2 separate regions of the Homo sapiens genome follow, and region 1 is linked to region 2. A link is an interaction called in ENCODE POLR2A ChIA-PET data of the cell type or tissue named here. Cell type or tissue: PC-9. All regions are shown on one strand. Links, peaks and the distances in the headings refer to the core of each region. The heading gives the core; the rest is flanking DNA.

Region 1 (2,905 bases), core at 211-2,710, 130 kb after region 2:
CTGATTCGTTACTCTGGGGCTGTGGTAGTTCATTAAACATTTAGCATGTCTTTACCTAGATATAGAGGAAGAAAGGGAAATGGAGGTGGCGGGATGAAATGAAGGCTGAGGGGACAAAAGCAACAAATATAAAATGTATGGTAGAGAGAAGAAACCAGTTTGATTAGAGGGAGAGAGGAACATTGCTTGGGAAGCTGGATAAGTGGATCCCTGGAACTGTGGAATGAGAACTTAATATGGAAAGCGACTGTGAGTTACTGTAGATTCTTGAGCAAGGGAGGGGCATAACAAGCAGCCCTTTAGGAAGGGCAGTTTGGTCTGGGTATAAGAGTGGGTCTGAGGCAGGAGAATCACTTGAACTCAGGAGGCGGAGGTTGCAGTGAGCTGAGATCGCGCCACTGCACTCCAGCCTGGGCGACAAGAGTGAACACTCCATCTCAAAAAAATAAATAAATAAATAAAATAAGAGTGGGTCTGTGAGTGGAGGAGATGGAGGGAGACCAGGTAGGGTAGCTGGAACCAGGAGGTGAATCCCAGAGCCACCCCAAAGTAAAGAAATTGATGGACTATGGGGAGATACAGTAGCTGTAGAGACCCCAAGATGTGCAGGGTGTTCTCGCTAAGAATGTTAAAAGATATTGCCGGGTGCGGTGGCTCATGCCTATAATCCCAGCACTTTGGGAGGCCAAGGAGGGTGGATCACCTGAGGTCAAGAGTTTGAGATCAGCCTGGCCAACACAGCAAAAGCCCGTCTCTACTATAAATACAAAAATTAGCCGGAGTGTGGCGGCGTGCACCTGTAATCCCAGCTATTCGGGAGACTGAGGCAAGAGAATCGCTTGAACCTGGGAGGGGGAGGTTGCAGTAAGCTGAGATCGCGCCACTGCACTCCAGCCTGGGTGACAGAGCGAGACTCCATCTCAAAAAAACAAACACTGACTAGAGACTAATTAAATTCATTAGTGGGTTTTTTAGAAGCTGGGATAATCTATGTTGGTACCCACAGGATATTAAGTCAGATAACTTTTATTGAAGGGACAGTGTTCTTTGTCAAGGTCCCTGCCAGCCCAGTGTGTGTCCTAGAAACTAACGTGAAGCCTCCTTGCTCAGATCTGGAACTTTCCTGGGCAGCAGGGGCCATGGTGTGGTTGCTGCCTGCTTGGCACTGGCTGCCCCTCCCAAATGCGCCCTTCTGCCACTGGCCAATCCCCAGGCCAGCAAAAGCAAAGGACAGTACTTCAGGCACAAGAGCAGTACTCCAGCATCCCTTTCACAGAAGGGAGGGGTGCCAGAAAGGATGAGGTGGGAAGACAGCCTACCAGGGCCTGGCCAGACAGGGAGGGCAGCCTCGGCTCCAGAAGTCATCGAGAGCTCCTGGGGTTCCTCCTTCTCTCTCACCGGCACGATTAAAACCTCTCCTCAAGTTAGAAGGCCAGGTGCGGTGGTACACACCTGTAATCCCAGCACTTTGGGAGGCCGAGGCAGGTGGATTGCTTGAGCTCAGGAGTTCGAGACCAGCCTGGGCAACATGGCAAAACCCTGTCTCTACTAAAAAAAAAAATACAAAAATTAGCCAGACGTGGTGGCACACGCCTGTAGTCCCAGCTACTCAGGAGGCTGAGGTGGGAGGATCGCTTGAGCCTGGGAGGTGGGGGCCCCAGTGAGCTGAGATCGCACCACTGCACTTCAGCCAGGGCAACAAGAGTGAGACCTCAGCTCAAAAAAAAAAAAAAAAAAAAAAAAAAAACACCTCTCCTTGAGTCAGAGTCCCAGGATATCAAAGTTATAAGAGACCTGAAAGATCATTGCATCCATCCCTCTTATCATCCAACTTCTGCTACCATAGGAGAGGAAGTGACTTGCTCAAGGTGACACAGCTAGTTGCACTGTGACTCCCAAGTGACTCTTCTTCCTTGCCTCCTTCCTTGCTCATTGTCTCCTGGCATCCTCAAAAAAGCAACCCTTTCCTCTGGCAAGAACACACAGCAGTCAAAGATTCAGGGCTGGCCAATAACAATGAAGCCACGGCTGGGCGTGGTGGCTCATGCTTGTTATCCCAGCACTCTGGGAGGCCAAGGCGGGCAGGTCACTTGAGGTCAGGAGTTCGAGATCAGCCTGGCCAACATGGTGAAACTCTGTCTCTACTAAAAAATACAAAAAAATTGTCTGGACGTGGTGACTCATGCCTGTAATCCCAGCACTTTGGGAGGCCGAGGCAAGCAGATCACCTGAGGTCAGGAGTTCAAGACCAGCCTGGCCAACATGGTGAAACCCCATCTCTACTAAAAATACAAAAATTAGGGCCAGGCGTGGTGGCTCACGTCTGTAATCCTAGCACTTTGGGAGGCCGAGGCAGGCGGATGATGAGGTCAGGAGTTCAAGACCAGCCTGGCCAATATGGTGAAGCCTTGTCTATAATAAAAAATACAAAAATTAGCCAGGTGTGGTGGCGCCCTCCTGTAGTCCCAGCTACTCAGGAGGCTGAAGCAGGAGAATTGCTTGAACCCGGGAGATGGAGGTTGCAGTGAGCCAAGATCACGCCACTGCACTCCAGCCTGGGCGACAGAGCAAGACTCTGTCTCAAAAAAAAAAAAGAAGAAGAAGAAGAAGAAGCCACACACATGCAGGGCACATTGAACCTTCACAGTGCCTTCCCCACCTCCACAGTGCCTTCCCCACCTCCACCTCCGTGCCTGTGTTCACACTGTCCCCCAGGCCTGACAGGCCCTTCTTCAACTTCTGCAAGCCCAATGCCCACAAGTCCTTCAAGATCTGAAGCAAATGTCACCTTCTTTTCAAAGCCTTCCCTGCTTCCTCCCCACCTGGCACACTCTCTCCTCCTCCTCATGACACCTTAGCTTTACTTCTTAGACCAAAGCAGGGGTTCATAAACTATGGCTCATGT
Region 2 (2,905 bases), core at 251-2,750:
TGTATAGTGCTTCATAGCTTTCAAAGCACTTTCCCATGCATGTCTTATTTCACCTTTACCACACCTCATAAGGCAAGTATTAGTAGCTTCACTTTAGACACCAGGAGGCTGAAGCTCAGAGAAGATAAGCAAGCTGCCCAAGGTCACACAGTTGATGCATTGGGGTAGAGCAGGTCTACAATCTTCATCTTTGACTACAAAGCACACTCTTTGTCCACTCTGCCACCCTAATGCCCAGTTGATATCCAGCTCCCCAAAAGGAGGGGGCTGTCATTCTGCTTCTTTTTTCTTTTAAAAATTATTATTTTCTGGCCAGGCACAGTGGCTTATGCCTGTAATCCCGGCACTTTGGGAGGCCGAGGCGGATGGATCACTTGAGGTCAGGAGTTCGAGATCAGCCTGGCCAACATGGTGCAACTCCGTCTCTACAAAAATACAAAAATTAGCCAGGCGTGGTGGCGCAGGCCTGTAGTCCCAGCTACTCGGGAGGCTGAGGCAGGAGAATCGCTTGAGGAGGCGGAGGTTGCAGTTAGCCAAGATTGTACCACTGCACTCCAGCCTGGGCAACAGAGAGAGACTCCGTCTCAAAAAAAAAAAAAAAAGTAAAATTATTATTTTCATTTTAGAGACAGGGTCTTGCTATGCTGCCCAGGCTGGAGGGCAGTGACTATTAACAGGTGCAATCATAGCACAGTGCAGCCTCGAACTTGTTTTTCTGCTTCTTTTATACCTCCAGAGCACCTGATATAGGACTGGCTCTGTACATGCTGGGCATTCCCAGGCCAGGGTAACCAGACAGACCCATGATACAACCTGCCAGCGAATCCCGGAAACTCCAGGACAGGAGACACTTGCAGGCTAATGGTGGTGTGCACCACCAGAGTCTTCGGCAGCTCACGGCCCTTCTATCTGCCTTAAGTTGCTGGGGCAGAGAGCAGTGCCAAGGCAGAGAGGAAGGAGAACATCCCTCCGTGTAGACCCCAGCTCTTCCCTCCCCCTCTCCTCTGGGGCTTCAGCGGGTCCGGAGCTCATGAATAAAGCTAATATTGGAACTAGTCGTATACTAGTTGGAGAGGGGCTGTTGTCTAGATCCTCCCTTGCAGGGACGGGTTGTGCCAATAGAATGCCCCGAGGCCCCAGCCCTCTCGTGATGGTTGGCTGGAACTAAGGCACCCCCCTCTCTCGCCCTTTTATGAGTCTCAGCTGATTTCCCTGGAGGGCGGCCCCACTAGCCAGCGCCCCCAACCCGCTACCGGACTCCCTCACTATACCTGGGCCCCGCCCCAACTGTCCTCAGGGGCGGGGCCAGCCCTAGGGCAAGCTGGGGCAGGAAGTGGTTGCAATTACACACACTCCCGCCCCGCACTGGCTGCCACTGCCAGAGTGACAATGCTAACTCGGCCGGCCCCAAACGTCAGGGCAAGGGCTAAGAAGAGGACTCAACCAGAGAAGCTCCTGGGCTGGAACGAAGCTCTTTTCCTGAGAGAAGGGAGTTTCCGAGGTTAGGCTTGGTTGGAAGCCTCAGCGGATTGTTGGTCACATCCAGAGATGAAGGGAGGGGGTCGTGGGTCTCCTTCCCCACCCAGACATGGCAGTCACTCACACCGTCATCTCTTTTTAACCTGGCCACTAGCTGACAGCAGCTTTTCCTAGCTGCTTGGGCCCCCTGCTCGCAACTGCCAAGACAGACAGCTCTGATCCCTCCTACCAGGGGAAGATGGGCTTTGATTCTCTACTACTGCAAACAACCACAGCACAGTGGTTTCTATATCCCCTACTCCTCCTTCGTTTCTTAGGCATTCCCATCTGGGGCGGCTCTGGGCCAGGTGGAGAGCGTGACTGGTATGGCCACAGCTATGGGCTGAGAACCATGTAGAGAGAGGGATGGATGGGGGAATTCGAGAATGTTTGGGTGGGATGACTTCAGAACTCTCTGGGTTGGGCTTTCACTGAAAGCATCATTAGCTCAAAAAATTGGGGCTACATTAGAGGAATGGAGGTAGAAGGGGGCAGTGAAGAAACTGGACAAATGAAAGAAGATACTTTAGGCTGGGCATGGTGGCTCACGCCTGTAATCCCAGCACTTTGGGAGGCCGAGCCAGGTGGATCACCTGAGGTCAGGAGTTCAAGACCAGCCTGGCCAACATGATGAAACCCTGTCTCTAGTAAATAAAAAAAATTAGCCGGGAGTAGTGGAGTGCACCTGTAATCCCAGCTACTTGGGAGGCTGAGGCAGGAGAATCTCTTGAACCTGGGAGGTGGAGGTTGCAGTGAGCCAAGATTATGCCATTGCACTCCAGCCTGGGCAACAAGAGCGAAACTCTGTCTCAAAAAAAAAAAAACAAAAAAACAAAAACTTGAGTATGTGAGGGAATGGGGATGGATGAGTGAAGTAGGTTTCTTAAAAGGCCTAGAAACCCAGTGGATACAGTGGGGGGGCTCTTTTTTTTTTCTTTTTCTTTTGAGACGGAGTCTCGCTCTGTTGCCCAGGCTGGAGTGCCGTGGGGTGATCTCAGCTCACTGCAAATTTTTGTTTTTTTGGGTTTTTTTTGAGATGGAGTTTCGCTCTTGTCACCCAGGCTGGAGTGCAATGGCATGATCTCGGCTCACTGTAACCTCTGCTTCCTGGGTTCAAGTGATTCTCCTGCCTCAGCCTCTCGAGTAGCTGGGATTACAGGTACCACCACACCAGGCTAATTTTTGTATTTTTAGTAGAGACAGGGTTTCACCATGTTGGCCAGGCTGGTCTTGAACTCCTGACCCCAAGTGATCCTCCCACCTCAGCCTCCCGAAGTGCTGGGATTAGAGGCGTGAGCCACTGTGCCTGGCCCAAATTTTAGTATTTTTATTAGAGACAGGATTTCATCATGTTGGCCAAGCTGGTCTTGAACTCCTGACCTAAAGT

The links. Peaks named below come from ENCODE experiments on the same cell type or tissue, not always from the same donor. Only the 100,000 strongest peaks of a DNase experiment are listed, where the experiment ranks them.
Region 1: POLR2A ChIA-PET joins it to region 2 with 6 read pairs; 3 of 35 experiments call an interaction of 5 or more read pairs at or near these places.

The regions. Positions count from the first base shown.
Region 1 is chrX:130,087,791-130,090,695 of GRCh38, forward strand. The region is part of intron 1 of ELF4 (E74 like ETS transcription factor 4); the gene reads right to left. Among named protein-coding and RNA genes, the nearest start is that of ELF4, 21 kb to the right of the region's middle. In PC-9, for the core only: no CTCF peak of the experiment used is centred there; no DNase peak of the experiment used is centred there.
Region 2 is chrX:129,960,124-129,963,028 of GRCh38, forward strand. No RefSeq gene overlaps it. Among named protein-coding and RNA genes, the nearest start is that of BCORL1, 21 kb to the right of the region's middle. In PC-9, for the core only: no CTCF peak of the experiment used is centred there; a DNase peak (open chromatin) is centred at 1,308; H3K4me3 peaks cover 1,053 bases.